Linked DNA regions of Homo sapiens: region 2 is linked to region 1. Evidence: chromatin loops called from intact Hi-C (ENCODE). Cell type or tissue: MCF 10A. All regions are shown on one strand. Each heading gives the region's core, and the rest is flanking DNA. Links, peaks and the distances in the headings are about the cores only. Region 1 overlaps SYT1 (synaptotagmin 1). Region 2 overlaps SYT1 (synaptotagmin 1).

Region 1 (8,348 bases), core at 146-8,145:
CTTCTGACCTAGACCTCTGTAATAGCCTCATAATAGCCTCTCTGCATCTCTTCTTGCTCCTTTCTAGTTTCCTTCTCACATAAAAGGCAGCATGATCCTTTTAAAATGGAAATCTGATCATGGGACAATCCTACTCAAAGCCCTTTGAGATCTTCCCTTTTTACTTAGAATAACATCTGTTCCTTACACTAAAAGGCCTGATATGATCTGCCCCCTTCGTATCCTACCACTGTTCTCCAGATTTCACTTCCTCTTTCCAAAACATGCCAAACACACTTCTATCTGAGGATCTTTGCATTGCTGTTCCTTCTGTCAGCAATATTCTCCTAGATACTGGTATGAATTGTTTCATTAGTTTATTCAGCTTTCTGCTTGCATGTTACCTCTTTAGGGACTTTTTCTGTGGCCACTCTATCTAATGTAGTCCAATGCAGTCCTAAACACAAACATTACCTCTCCTCTTGCCCTGCTTCTTTTTTGTCTTAGCACCCGTCATTACTTGACATTCTATTATGTCTATTTAGGTTTTCCTCACCAGAATATCAGATCCATAAGAGAAAAGACTTGTTTTTCTTACTGCTGTGTTCCCAGCATTGGAATAGTGTCTATGCCTACTGAATGAGAACATGCAGCTTTCTTACAACTGAATAAGTCAGGTTGGTCTTTTCAGCATCTTCATTTGTCATATGTTGAGTTCTCTGAGGAAGCAGACTCAGGCAGATTTTCAACATGAGGTTTATAGGGGTGTGTCCTTTAGATCAACCCCTCTTTGGGAGTGAGGGAATCAGGATTACACAGGTTGAGAAGTTGGGCTGTGATACAGTTACATCAAGACCTCAGTCAATTCTATGGGGAACTCTGGAGCTGGGAGAGTTCTTCAAAGATATTTGGAAATGGGGCAACAAGGATGAGATTTTATCATCCTGAATCCCCCAAACATTGGATGTGGGCTGCTCCTACATCTTGGGTGAGCATCTTTTCAGCTGAGGGTGATGCCAGGAAGGGGGAACTCAGTTATGAGCTATAAGCCATCAACACTCCTGACAGCCCAGTTAATAAATGCATTGGTCATGAAGATGGTACAAAGATTGGGAAGTTTGCTACAGCAATCACTATTTCTCTGTGAGCTATATTCCTTCCAGTTACCAGACTTTTGCTTAGTTGGAAAATCCATCTGCAATCCTTTATTCCCTTCTGCCTAATCAAATTACTCCTAACCATTAAGCCCTAGTCCATGTTCAAAAAAAAAAAAAAAAAGAAAAAACAAACACACAAACAAACAAAAAAACCTCCTTACTATTCTAGCCCACTTGGATTTCTGCTAGCAATTGCTTTATAGCTGGTAGAATGGTGCCTCGAGATTACTTTTTCCCTATTTATTTCTTACACGTGAGCTCAACTCACCTTAAACTCCAGAAGAGCAGGGACTATATACTACTTTTCTATGCCTAGCTCCAGGCACATAATAAAAGCTTCGAAATAATTGTCAGTTGACTGTATTGAAATGAGGTCCTCACCAGTCATCTGCTTTGTAAATAGCACTGATGTTAGTGCTTTAACAACAGTGTCTCCATTTTAATCCAGTCAAGTAACGAATTTTGTTTGGAGCTCCTCCTTTGTACCTAGTGCTATGGACACTGTCATATTAGCCCTGTCATGAAACTAGAAACAAAACCATTTCTGGAGGTATAGCTTTTATAAGATAATTTCAAGACCCTGTAGGGTTGCAGCCAACACATGAGTGCTTTTGCTGGTGTGATTATCTCATGAAGGGGCCTTATTACTATTAGGAATTTCAGCTTTATGTGTAATTTATTTTAGTCAATTGCCTTGATCACTAGGTGGAAACTGCCAGTTAGTGTTAGAAAAGTTCCAGCTGTGAGATTCAGAGAAATTTACCTGCTCTTTTAGAATATACAGCTGACAATCAGAAGGCAGCTTTGTTCTGAGCAGCTTGATAATTTCATTATTTTTAAAAAAATGCAGCCATTGAATAGACACAAATTAATGATTTACTAGACAACGACAAAAATACCTTTCCTTTTTGAAAAGCATTATAGATAATTAGAACAGAGGTCATCTCCAATGGATAAATAAAAAGCTTGATTTAAAATGAATATTTATTTAATGGCTCTGTAGCCCCATACATCGTTTTATGTGGAAAAAGATGGGTTCATTTTAGTGACCTTTGCAAATGGGGCTAAGTTCATACATTTGATGGAAACACTGTACTCTTGAGTGAGTTTTTCAAAAGTACCTGAATTAATGCTGTGACATTTTAAAAGGACATTCTATTTATGTTAATTGTAAGAAGATTTTTCTATGTGTTAAATTGGCAACAGATTCTTTGATGAGTAGATGGTTTTTCTCTGAGGTTGGGAGTCTTGTTTAGAGGTGACATACAAATGGAGACCCAATTATCTCTCAAATGAAAATTCAGACCATTTGCATAGTCCCCATTAGTAAAAATACTAAAACAGTCTTCACTTATATGAAGGACAATGTTAGGTTTTTAATTTTAATAAGATAATATGTGGCTTTAAATATATCTTTTGGGTGGTAGCATTTTTCAACTTCATTTTATTCCTGCATTACTCTCATACTCCTGAAGTATCTGCCAAATCGGTATTTACATCTAATGGACCAGATGGTCACAGTGTGAAATGTTGCTGTGTAATGTGTTCAGGCTAGAAAGACTGAATCTGGCCTAGTCTACAAATGTATAGTAAATTGTTCAGGTGAAAGAGAGTGTATCTTTGGATGCTTATTCTTTAGGCATACTCTGTAACTCATTGGTTTATATTCGTTCATTTCTTATTAAAAAATAATTACTGAGTTCCACCACAGACTCTTCTAGGTTCTAGTCTAGGCTCTATGGATACCTAGATGAGTAAAAATATAATGCATTGACTGTACTACAGAAGTGGCACAAATGCTATAGGAGGTGAAGATTGAAACCTTCCAGGGTCTAGTAACTAAGGAGAGGGGGACTTTAGAGATTTATTCCCTCAATAATCGTTATAAATTTCTGCAAGCCACCCCAAATGCATGTTCTTTGTAAAACCAATGTGCTGGCCATGCAAATGTAGCTTTAAGACAAGCCTTCTAGTTTTCCCCTTTTAACCAGAGCTGGTGTCTGTGGGAGGAGGAGGAGGGCAGGGGACATATAGGTGTCCTGGAGGAGCGGTTACCTGAGCTGAGATAAGGAAGGTTCGGCAGGAAGTCAGGATGAACCCTGTCCACAAGAGGGCATGAGTGTTCTAGGCACAGGAATGCATGTACACAGTACTATACCCCTTGAACAGCTTAAACCAAGTTACTCTTCTGTAAGTGTAAAATTCATGTAATTTAATTGAAAATGGATTTCCACTTTATGATTTAGAAATTCAAAATTTCCTCATGATGTCCATAATTTATATTTTGATTAACTGATACACTTGTGGTCCCATTAGAAATAATAATTCACAGAAAAGCAGATATTCTGATGTGATCAAAATAAGGATGAAAATAGAAAATCAAAATGCTTCTTAAAAGTGACAGTAGGCCGGGTGTGGTGGCTCATGGCTGTAATACCAGCACTTTGGAAGGCAGAGGCGGGCAGACTGCTTGAGCCCAGGAGTTTGAGACCAGCCTGGGCAACTTGGTGAAATCCTGTCTCTACAAAAAAATACAAAAAAATAGCCAGGTGTGGTGTGATGCGTGCCTATAGCCCCAGCTACTCAGGAGGCTGAGGTGGGAGGATTACTTGGGCCCAAGAGGTGGAGGTTGCAGTGGGCAGAGATCGTGCCACTGTAGTTTAGCCTGGGAGACAGAGCGAGACCCTGTCTCAATAACAAAAACAAACAAAAAGTGACAGTAAAGTACAGTATAGAGTGGTGGAAAGAGCACTGGACCACCATGTGTATTCATTCACTATTTTTTGGTATAACTGATATTTATTGGGTACCTCCTCTGTGCCAGGCACTGTTCTAGGCACTTGGGCACAGTGGTCAGTAAGACACGCAAAGTCAACAAAATAACAGTAAAATAAAAGGCATGTTTGGTGAGGTATGTGCTGTGGAAACATGTAAAGTAGGTGGGGAATAAGGATAGCAATTTGAAACAGGAAGTTCAGGGAATGTCTGTATAAGAAGGATTTGAAGGAGGTGAAATGTGGTCAACTGCTTAACCATCGGGATCCACCTTCCTTGTCTTTATAAAACAGGTCTGGATAACACAGTCCTGAAGGTTCTTCTGGCTGGGAAATCATATATTTCCATGATTTTACTTTATTAGAGCTACCTGTCTAGTTTTTCTCTCTGTTTTACTGGACTGAACTAATAAATGGGTGTTTTAAGCCACGGAGTTTGTGGAAATTTGCACATGTAGTCGAAACCAGTAAATGCACTCAGTTCTTTTTCTCTATCCTTTCCCTCTCTTCTTTAGTTATCTTCATTGCAGATTTCATAAGATAATCCATTGGAGTATGAGAAGACAATATTAGACCTTCTATTTATATTTACTTTTATCCCATATTTTCAAAATTGTGTTTCATTTATATGTTTTATAAAACACATCATATATTGGTATAGCACAATATATATATGATTTATAGAAAGACAGAAATATTGGGAGTATGTGCCAAATATTTTATTACTGACAAAAGACAAAATAACATTTGAGATCTTTCTTTCAACATTAAAATATGCTTAGAAGATTCCTCAGTGACTTTGTAACAACATGGACTCTATAGTCAGGCTACTTAGGTTCAATTCCCAAGTCTGCTTCTTATTACCTACTAAGCCTCAGGCAATGTACTTTCTCTTCTGTGCCTCACTTTTCTAATCTCTAAAATGGAAGAATAGTGATGGAGTCAGTAGAATTACATCAGTTAGTATGTAAAAAAGGAGTTAGAAGAGTTCCTGGCTCACAAAATGTACTGTGTGAGTGTTCGCTATTATCATAACAAAATTCCTATTTCAACTATCCTCTTTTCTACATGTGCCATGTCTCTCTGCTCCTTTGCACAGCCAAATTTCTTGAAGAAATTGGTTACAATCACTGTCCCCATTTTTTCATGTTCCATTGATTTCTCTCTCCATCATTTTATTAAAATAGTTGCTACTAAGATTTCAAATGACATCCATATTACCGAACCATTAATATTTTGCAGGTCTCATTTCCATGAACTTTCAGCAGAATTTATTGACTCCCTTTCTTTCCTTGGATTCTATAATACAATGATTTCCTGATTTTAGTTTCTCTGCCTCCCTGGCCACTCACTCTTGGTCTCCCTTTGCAGGGTGTAGTTATAACTAACTTCTTTTCTTCATAAACTAATCTTATCCCAGTATATGGTTTTAGTTATAATATGGAAGTGATTCTCCAGTTTGTATCTCTAGTTTAGATATTTTCTCTAAGCCCCAGACTTTTATATCTAACTGTCCACTAGTCATTGAATATCTCACACTCGTTTTAGACTCGAATGCCAAAAACTGAATTTATGATCTTTCTTCTAAATCTGGTTCACTCGATTTCAACAAATGATATTAGCATCCAAGGGGTTGCTTAAGCCAGAAAACTGGGCATTATCACTGATCGTTGATCATTGACTTCTTTTGAGTTCTGATTTTATTTATCATAAAATCTCTCAATAAGTTCACTTGTTTCCATCCTTATAGTCTTCACCATGTGATCAAATAATCTCTCATATAGATTACTCCAATACCCTCTTAATTGGTTTCCTGAAATTTACTCTTAGAATACAATTGACAGAGTCACCTTTTAAATAACAGGCATCGTATCTCACTCCTATAATCCCCGCACTTTGGGAGGCCAAGGAGGGCGAATAGCTTGAAACCAGGATTTTGAGACCAGTCTGGGCAATGAAGCCAGACTCTATCTCTACAAAAAACAAAAAAATAGCCGGGCATGGTGGTGCATGCCTGTGGTTCCAGTGACTCAGGAGGCTGAGGCAGGAAGATCAGTTGAGCCCGAGAGTTTGAGTCTTCAGTGAGCTATGATTGTGGCACTGCACTCCAGCCTGGGCAACAGAGCAAGACCCTGTCTCTAAAAAACAAAACATCAAAAAACCAAATCTTAAAATCCTTAAGTAGGTCTCCTATCTCTCTTGAGTTAAAAGGCCCAAATTCTTATGATCATTTAGAATAATCTTCAAGTTCTATTTCCTACTTATTCCTCTGCCTCATCAAATGCCTCTTTCTCCCTCTGCGCAACAGCCACAAGGGGAAAGCCTTCTTTATATCATTAACTGTGCCACGCCACCTACACTTTCAGAGGCTTCACATAAACAGTTCCTTTTGCTTGACATTCTGCCCTCTTGCCACCCTCCCGTTTACTTAGTTAACTTTCACTCATCTTTCACATCTTTCTGAATGACGAGGCGGGTGGATCACGAGGTCAGGAGATCAAGACCATCCTGGCTAACACGGTGAAACTCCGTCTCTACTAAAAATACAAAAAATTAGCTGGGCATGGTGGCGGGTGCCTATAGTCCCAGCTACTTGGGAGGCTGAGGCAGGAGAATGGTGTGAACCTGGGAGTTGGAGCTTGCAGTGAGCTGAGATCATGCCACTGCACTCCAGCCTAGGCAACAGAGCGAGACTCTGTCTCAAAAAAAAAAAAAAAAAAAAAAAAAAGAATGAATGTATTTATTAAGTATTCCACTCTGGCAGAGACTGCCAGAGTCTCTGTAGTTTACCAAAAGTCCACGCTCTTCTTCCTGAGAACACAGCTAGACTACATTTCCCAGCCTTTCTTGTAGTTAGATGTGGTCTTGTGATTGGGTTCTAGCTAATGGAATGTGAACAGAAGTGATGTGCACCACTCCTAGACCCAGTCCCCCAGAACTCCTACCCATGATTTTTTTTCTTTTCTATGTCTGTGATAGTGACCTCAGAGTGACCTTGGAAGCTACATGCTGAAATGCTGAAGATGGCAGAGGTTCAGTGAGACAGGATCCTTGAAGATTTAATAAAGCAGAGCCCTACCTGCCAAGACTTCTCTTTTGCAGAACCCATTACGTGTTTGGGCCTATTTGTTATTGTAGCCTAGCCTGAAATAATTAATACTAATAATAAATAAATGACTTCTAAACAGTGTTTTCAGAAGTATAATTAGTGATCCACTTAAAAATCTGTGGTTTGTAGAAAATGAGTAAAGCTTAGTCTTATATGTCAAACCCTTATGTTGGGTTTTCAATATGCCAGTCATGCTACAAAGAACTAGAAACAAAGGATGATTAAAACATGTCTTTGCCCTAAGAAGCTTTTTCAATGCTGGCATGAACAGGCATATAAACAAAAATTCAACATAAAATTGTAGGTGTCATTATAGAAACATGTATTAGGAAGGACCACTATAGAGAAAGTAGAGGAATTTGTAAATAATTACTACTGTGACTTTTTAGTGGAGAGTAGGGAAAAGTGAATTCCAAAAGTGTCCTTGTCAAAAGATTCTTTATGCTATAGTGTGCTGAGGTACTTGAAATTCTACCATTTATTACCTTTAGCTAAAGCTTTAGATCTCTATGGGTCCTTTAAAACAATATGAAACACTGTTTCACCCCCTAATGGGCAACATGGCATCCATCATGGTATGAAATTGTAGTTGGCCAGAGGGCAATCAGGCAAGGGAAAGAAATAAAGGGTATTCAATTAGGAAAACAGGAAGTCAAATTGTCCCTGTTTGCAGATGACATGATTGTATATTTAGAAAACCCCATTGTCTCAGCCCAAAATCTCCTTAAGCTGATAAGCAACTTCAGCAGTCTCAGGATACAAAATCAATATGCAAAATCACAAGCATTCTTATACACCAATAACAGACAAACAGAGAGCCAAATCATGAGTGAGCTCCCATTCACAATTACCACAAAGAGAAAAAAATACCTAGGAATCCAACTTACAAGGGATGTGAAGGACCTCTTCAAGGAGAACTACAAACCACTGCTCAAGGAAATAAAAGAGGACACAAGCAAATGGAAGAACACTCCATGTTCATGGACAGGAAGAATGAATATCATGAAAATGGCCATACTGCCCAAGGTAATTTATAGATTCAGTGCCATCCCCATCAAGCTACCAATGACTTTCTTCACAGAATTGGAAAAAACTACTTTAAAGTTCATATGGAACCAAAAAAGAGCCCGCATTGCCAAGACATCCTAAGCAAAAAGAACAAAGCTGGAGGCATCACACTACCTGACTTCAAACTATACTACAAGGCTACAGTAACCAAAACAGCATGGTACTGGTACCAAAACAGACATATAGACCAATGGAACAGAACAGAGCCCTCAGAAATAACACCACACATCTACAACCATCTGATCTTTGACAAAACTGACA
Region 2 (8,348 bases), core at 194-8,193, 220 kb after region 1:
CATTTGCATTTTTTTTTTTTTTGAGACGGAATCTTGCTCTGTCGCTCAGGCTGGAGTGCAGTGGTGCGATCTTGGCTCACTGCAACCTCCATTTCGCAGGTTCAAACGATTCTCCTGCCTCAGCCTCCTGAGTAGCTGGGACGACAGGCACGTGCCACCATACCAGGCTAATTTTTGTATGTTTAGTACAGACGGGGTTTCACCTTGTTGGTCAGGTTTGCCTCAAATTTCTGACCTCGTGATCCACCCACCTTGGCCTCCCAAAGTGCTGGGATTAGAGGTGTGAGCCACCACTCTCGGCCTGTATGTCTTCTTTTGAGAAATGTTTATTTAGTCCTTTGCATACTTTTTAATGGGATTATTCCTTTATTTTTTCTGTTTAGTTGTAACAAAGTCTTTAATAACAATTTCTAATAGGAAGAAAACTCACTCTGGTTAACCACACTCCATGGTATTGCAGCATTTAACTATAGAAACTCAAAAGAAACAAAACGTGATCCTTAACTCAAAAGGAATAAAAAACTTCAACTAAATTATCATAGCTCCATACATGTATAGCTAACTTCCTGCCTCCTCTGTCTTCTCTTTACTCGAATTAACCACATTCTTTCATCATACTCATATTCCTATTAGTTTTTCATATTTCTGATTTGTAAAATGGGCTGTTCAAAGTGATTTATTGTTCTTAACTTTCCATAGAAAAACAGTCAAAATAAATATATTATCAGTATAGATTTGTTTTAGAAATTGAATTTTATGGCATTTGCATTTTTAATGTCAGTGAATATATAAGTTGACTCATTGATGGTCTTCTATGTGTTAGCACTTGGCTTATAACACATCTGATTATACATGCTGTCTTATTAGCTTAAAACTTAATTAAATTGTATATGAAAATTAAAGTTCAATCAAGCATTTCAGAGACCCAAAATTTTCTCTGAAGAAACCTAGGATTGATCAGAACATAATTGTGGAAGTCCCTAAAGTACATCATCTCTAAGGAGCTTCCCATATGTAATATTTTCTGATTTTTAAGTTATCACAACACACACACACAAAACAAACAAACAAACAAACAAAAAAACCCTTGTTGAAGGAATAAGGGACAGAGTTATGAAAAACACTGAAAAAAATTTAACAAGTTTTAAGAATTTAGAGTTAGACCTTATAGGGCCACCACCCTCTCTAAAAAAACTTTATAGATTAAGGGAAATACCTAATGTAGATGACTGGTTGGTGGGTGCAGCAAACCACCATGGCACATGTATACCTATGTAACAAACCTGCACATTCTGCACATGTATCCCAGAACTTAAAGTATAATAAAACAATGGGCAAAGAAAAAAAAAAAAAGAAAACACACATGCACACATTTGCATGTTAGCAGAAGTTCCTTTATTAAAAAAAAGAAATTGAGTAGCAGAAAGAAGTGAAATAATTTGCACAGAGTAACTCAAAAAATGGTTGTAATGCAGTGGGATTACAATTTACTTCCAAATCCCTGTTCAATGCCCTGTCTCATGCTCAACTGGATTGAATATCACTATTATAGTGTTTATTTGTTTTGCTTTTGCCCTGTAGATGTGTGTTAAGAACTATGAAGGGACTGAGGTTCTGACCTACTTGTAAGCTAACAAGTTAGCCTGCTATAAATTCATGGAGGCTAGCAGAAGACATGAGACTCCTGGTTCAAAGACAAAGGACCAAATTATTTATGACATAACAAGCAGCATGAGCTTTATATTTGTGCAAGTTCCCCTTGACACCCCAAGTCCCAAATCCCATGCGGGTAATTATGGCATGGCCCAAGCAGATGATGTTCACATAATGGGTTGAAGTTAGAACTGAGAAATCCTAGTCTTAGAAAATCCAAATCTTACAAAAGATGCAAACAAATAAACTTGATCTTTGCTCCAAATTTCTAGCTTCCAAAGCTCTTTGCCATACAAAATTTCTTGAATATATTATCTGGAATCAAGGCAGACAATTCCTGTGCTCTCAAGATGTTTGGAAACAGACATCCATGGAGAACTGCTTATGAACAATACGATGGTGAGACTCAGAGAGTTTAGAGATGGTGGACAATATAATGCATAGGATGGCAAATGATATTAAGAAGGTAGTTATTATTCCTCGATTAACTGTGTGTTCCAGTTTGCTCATAGAAAAGCCTGGACAAAGCCTGCTATAGATCAACTAATACTTTTAAATTTGTTTTAGCACCTCCTCTCTCAAAAGTGTCTCATATGAATACATATATAATCACTCAGTTACAGCTCACTGTGAAAAAACACTTTATTCCTGAAAAAATATTCTTTCCAGATGAGCATAAAAATTATTCTTTGGTGGCTATAACTGTATACCCCAAATACCTGCTGAAACTTAGCAAATTTTCCATGTTTTTATGTACAATGAAAAAAGTTTACTTGCTTTTATAAAGGTTTCTGATAAAGATCTGCAAACTTTTAATCTAAAAATGTTACTTTTTTTGTATATGTGTAATTCTCTCCATCTGGCCATTTGCAGAGGTCTTTACCATTTTCAAAATAATACATCTCTGTAAATGTTTATAATATACCCATATTTGAATCATCTTTGTTACAACTTTACATTCCATGGAAGCACTATGACTTAAATGGAATTTTATACATTTATACTTAGATTTACTATATTAAAAGCCACCGCCTCCTCCCCAACCCTGATTTTCTGGTTCTGGTTTGATGATAAAAGGTACTGGTAAGTCTCTTGATTTAAAATGCAAAATTTAACTCAGAGATTCTTAACCATTTTGAACTCTTAGCACACTTTCAAGTACTAAGTCTTTGCTGACACTCATACTTAGTGGGGTTAAAATACTCAAATATGGTGAATTAGACAGCAAATTTTGCAAAGTAATCCCTCCTAGATTACATCAATATTTCTACAAAGCTTTAGAAAATTGCATCCATGGTCAATACACTACTCAATTGATCTTCTTTCAACAGTGACTCTTCCTTTCAGTATAACTTTTATCAGCTTGACTGTGCTCTTTCATAGACCCATGAGGGAAAGTTTTATGGGTCTATTGAGCATTTGATCTTTCTTTGGCTTAGCATGCATCTATGCCTTTTATCTTCTGCTCATAGCAAACTGTGTTCTGTTTTCCATTGCATCTCATAGCCTTTCTGCTGAAAATATCATCTGATGAGCATCACCTTAATAGCATGTGTATTTAGTATTAGCAAAAATGAATTTATACATTGCTAAAATAAAAGCATAATAAAACAAAAATTGCAAAGGCTTTATGAGTCATGCCACACCAATTATTGCAGTCCTTTGGTTAACCACGCATTTTTAAAAATTTTCACCAAAGTACACATAAAGCTAAAGGAGAGGGAAGGGATACCATCAGGAGGGTCTAGGGGACTGTAACCCAAGGCCATGCTCCTCTAACATAAAATGACACTGATTCTTTAAGGTTTTGTTCTATAAAATATAAATATATATTTTTTGTTTTGTCTTATATCTACACTTTTTGAAACACAAACACAAAATTCTAGTAAGAATAGCATATAGAAATCATGTAGAAATCAAAAGTGTTCAGGGAATTACCAGTAAGTCCAGCTTGGCTCAAGGAGTAGGAAGAACTGACAGGAAGAGAAGTTAGTAAGGTAAGTATGATAATAATGGATTTTTAAAATTAATTTATTTTTTATTATACTTCAAGTTCAGGGATACATGTGCAGAACGTGCAGGTTTATTACATAGGTATACACGTGCCATGGTGGTTTGTTGCACCCATCAACTCAGTAATGGGTTTTTATGTTCTATAAAGAAATTGGGATTTTATCAAATTTTGCAGGGGCATGTTGATGATTTTAATAGGGTATCAACAAAATCAGAAGTTCTAGGAAAATCTGCCAGGTTTTCCTTGCAACTTGAGTGCACCATGCCTGAAAAGCATAGACTTTAAACATAAGTGTGTTCAGCTGTAACTCAGAAGAGGAAGGGAGTTCCAAGATTTGTTCTTTCTATCTACGTGTCTGTCTATCTATCTATGTATCTATCTATCATCTATCTATCTGTGTATCTTTTTTTGTTTGTTTGTTTGAGACTGAATCTCATTCTGTCACCCAGGCTGGAGTGCTGTGGCTCACTGCAGCCACAACCTCCTGGCTCAAACAGGTGCTCCCACCTCAGCCTCCTAAGTAGCTGGGACTACAAATGTGAGCCAGTACACCTGACTAATTTTTTCATTTTTAGAGAGACACGGTCTCCTTATGTTGCCCAGGCTGGTCTTGAACTACTGGGCTCAAGAGATCCTCCCCGTCTTGGCCTCCCAAAGTTCTGGGATTATAGGTGTGAGCCACTCTGCCCAGGCTATCTTTCTATCTATCTAATCTCTCTATCTAATTATCCATCTATGCACCCTTATATGTTTTTATCTCTGTGTCCATCCACCCACCTACTTATCCACTCATCTATATTATGACTGTTTCTGTTTTTCTGTCTACCTAATTCATCCATCATGCATTTATTTACCTATCTACCCATCTATCTATCTATGATCTTTTTTATTATCAGCACAGGCATTCCATTTCCTAAACAGCTGAATTTAAACAACATTAAACAATATTAATCAACTTCTCCAACTTGATCCAACATGCATTCCTAAAGAAGGTCCCCTTCTATTGCTTGAAATAAAGACAAAGTAACCATTGTTTTCTAGGACTCCTATGAGCTTTTCGTCTTCTGTGTGGCTGGATAAAGACAGCTGGAAACAGAAACAGTCACACAAATGCAGGATGTTGGCAGCACATGAAAACAACAGACATGTTGAACTGCTATGTGATAGTCATTTTCATGTTCACTATTCTGCTCAGGCCTTAAGACAACGTTGTTCAGTGCTTACTCATATTCTCACATCACTCCTCTGAGCTAGGTACTATCATTATTCCTATCTTACAACTGAGGAATCTGAGCTTTAGAAACATTAAGTAAGTTTCCCACATTCAGATGGCTGTTACCACCTACACTGGCTTCAAAACTCTTGCTCTTAAATATGACTAAGCTCTAGAACCACAATCTGTTTCGTAAGAACTGCCCATGTTTTTCACATCTTTTGCAACCAGTGCTATGTTAAGTCAAAGTCAGATTAAGTGTGGGCCAGTCAGGCATTTGCCAGAAAGCCAATGTGTGAAGGGCACTAAAATTTATTTTTGGAATGTTAGAAGATGGAGAAAATTGCATCTACTAGAGCTTGTTTATGCCTCTGGGAGGAACACTCTGATGAGCAACCTGGTTGAAGAGAGTGAAGCTCTAAAATTATGCTTAAGTAACAAATGCCACTTGTCTGCTTTCAGTGGAAGATCAGTCCAGATAATTCCTGGGTTTTCATTTTGTGGAATAAAATATGAAACTTTGGAGACACATTTTAACAGTGTGAGACAATAGACTAGATGCTGAGAGATGCTGCCAGAGACTCCCAAGTGTCTCTTCCTGGTGGGCTATGGTCCTACATAGGAGTCTCTCACCAATGTCAATGACATAAAATTGGAAACAAGCATGATGTGTTAATTCTCAAGTTGAAAGCCAGAGTTTTACTGAATTCAGTATAGACACCATAGGGTTGACAAATAAGCACAGAATTCACGTCACTGGTAAACCCTACCCTAATTTCAATCTTGAGTCCAAGACATAATAAGGGAGTCCCTACTCTCTAGTACCCCTTAAACCTGCTCACTTACTAATCCAGGACATCTAGGACACTGTCTTATTGTAGGTCTGAAAATAATTCTTACTAACACCATTTTGAGGTGTCCAGATAGATACTTTAAATGGGGTTATTTGACACTGCATATATAAATCCTCCAAAGTCGCTATTTCACTGGAGTTATTTAAGGGACAATTCTAGCATATTATTAAACACTTTTGGCCGGGTATGGTGGCTCACGCCTATAATCTCAGCACTTTGGGAGGCTGAGGTGGGTGGATCATGAGGTCAAGAGATCGAGACCATCCTGGCCAACATGGTGAAATCCCGTCTCTACTAAAAATACAAAAATTAGCTAGGTGTGGTGGCACATGCCTGCAATCCCAGCTACTCTGGAGGCTGAGGCAGGAGAATTGTTTGAACCCGGGAGGCAGAGGTTGCAGTGAGCCAAGATCGTGCTACTGCACTCCAGCCTGGCAACAGAGCGAGACTCCGTCTCAAACAAAAACAAAAACAAAACAAAACAAAACAAAACAAAAACCACTTTTATTAATGGCCATATATATGGGTTACATACTCAAGATATCAGCTATGTATTTTAAATGTGCTGATATTAATTTTTATCAGTTTCTGATACCTAATAATTAGGACTTTGCTCTTCCAGAAGATAAGTCTTTAATATTCACTTTTCAGTAATCACTGCATTACCATTGAAATAATTATTGCTGAAGTTTTCTGCCATGACATACAGTAGTGAAGCAAAGAAAATCCATGGTCTCATGGAGCTTACTTTCTAATGGACTGAGAACGACACTAAATAAACAGATGTTACATTGCAAGAAGTGCTCTGAAGAAAATAAAGAAAAAAACAAATAAGGAAAGTAGTGATTGATGAGCCGGGGAACTTACTTCCTGCAGAGGTTAGGAAAGTCTTCTTTGATAAGGAGGCCTTTGTGCAAAGACATGAAGAAACTTGGGGGCTACCTGTTCCAGGAAGAGTGAATGTTATTTATTCAGGAATGTGATATGCCTATTAGCAAGCTGCATATTGATATTAGAGCAGTCAAAGGAAAAATATAGTTTTTATATTTTAAATTTTGTGTAAATATGCTGAGAACTCTGAGCTCTTTTCTTTTTTTTTCTTTTTTTCTTTTTTTTTTTGACAGGGGCTTGTTCTGTTGCCCAGGCTGGGGTGCAGTGGTGCAATCACAGCTCAGTGCAGTCTCCACCTCCCAGGATCAAGCAATCCTCCCACCTCAGCCACCTCCCATGTGGCTGGGATCACAGGCACGAGCCTCTACACACAGCTAATTTTTTTTTTTTTTTTGTAGAGACAGTGAGGGTCGCACTATGTTTCCCAGGCTGGTCTTGAACTCCTGGGTTAAAGTGATCCTCCTGCCTTGGCCTCTCAAATTGCTGGGATTATAGGCACGTGCTACTGCGCCCAGCCTCTGAACATTTTTCTTTCTTTACAATGTTTGCCAAAGAAAAGTAAAGTTCTGAAGTAGCAAGAAGAAAACAGAAAAATAAATAGGTACGTTATTTTCCATTTGCACAGTTTTTAATGGATTCTACCCATTCTTTTGAGGATTCTATGATTTAACCTTCTGTGATAAAGCAATCTGCTGAGCCCTAAGATGCTTACCAAAAAATGGATGGATTATTCGTCATGAGAAATAAAAAGACGCAAGGATGCATATGTTATACTGTAGTCCTACCAAACCAAACCAAATCAAACCAAACCAAACCAAACCAAACAAAACCCACAAGAGCAGAGAATGGAAAAAAAAAATTTGACATTCCAATTTTTTCCCCATCTCTCAATTTCCCTCCTTTCTTTCCTGGTTTCCTCCAGTCTTTTTTCCCCTTCATTTCATTTGAAACAAATGAAGCTCTTCAGTTATACTCAAATTAGTCCATACTTGACTTTTTAAACCTTTATGGACTGGACATCTGACTAATAATATTAAAAAAAAGAGTAGAGATACAATTGTCTAGTTACCAAACATGAAATGACTTCATATATTGTTGTATATGTACAATACACACAACTACCACATGGAAGAGTCTTATTTTCTACTCATTTCCTACCATTTTTCTCCCAAAGAATCTAAGAATGTATCAGGTGATGATGACGATGAGGATGATGATAATGGCGATGGTGATGATGATAATGGTGATGATGATGATGATGATGATAATGGTGATGGTGATGATGATGATGGCAATGGTGATGATGATGATGATGGTGAGAGTAATACCCTGTTATTTATTGGGCACGCTTTTTTCCAGATTATCCATATATTATCTATATTCTACCTCACGACAAGCCAAAGAAGAGTCGTAAGTTGTAATCTCAGAAGATTATGAGTTTGGTATCATAGTCCCTTTTCAGATAGGATAATATGTGATATTCTGATTCTGAGAGCTTTGGTGGTATTGTCTCCAAGATCATACAGCAAGAAAGTTGCGAAGGGTATATTAAAACACTAGGCATCTATGTTCTTCCAATTACATCATGTTGGTGCTGGAGAATTTTTTCCCATGGCAGGCCACATAATTTTGAAAGGCAACCTACTTCTGGCTATGTTTAGGGCAGAGTCAAAATGTGTAAGTTACAGGATAGCTTTTAGAGGATGAATTTTGATCAGCTATT

Evidence for each region. A loop is a pair of places that touch in the nucleus more often than their neighbours do. Peaks named below come from ENCODE experiments on the same cell type or tissue, not always from the same donor. Only the 100,000 strongest peaks of a DNase experiment are listed, where the experiment ranks them.
Region 2: it touches region 1 in a loop (11-fold over the local background); 10 of 110 quality-filtered maps call a loop at or near these places.

Annotation. Positions count from the first base shown.
Region 1 is chr12:79,339,951-79,348,298 of GRCh38, reverse strand. The region is part of intron 8 of SYT1 (synaptotagmin 1); the gene reads right to left. Among named protein-coding and RNA genes, the nearest start is that of MIR1252, 75 kb to the left of the region's middle. In MCF 10A, for the core only: CTCF peaks have their summits at 3,054 and 3,253 (motif pointing right); a DNase peak (open chromatin) is centred at 3,248.
Region 2 is chr12:79,124,123-79,132,470 of GRCh38, reverse strand. The region is part of intron 3 of SYT1 (synaptotagmin 1); the gene reads right to left. Among named protein-coding and RNA genes, the nearest start is that of SYT1, 260 kb to the right of the region's middle. In MCF 10A, for the core only: no CTCF peak of the experiment used is centred there; a DNase peak (open chromatin) is centred at 5,040.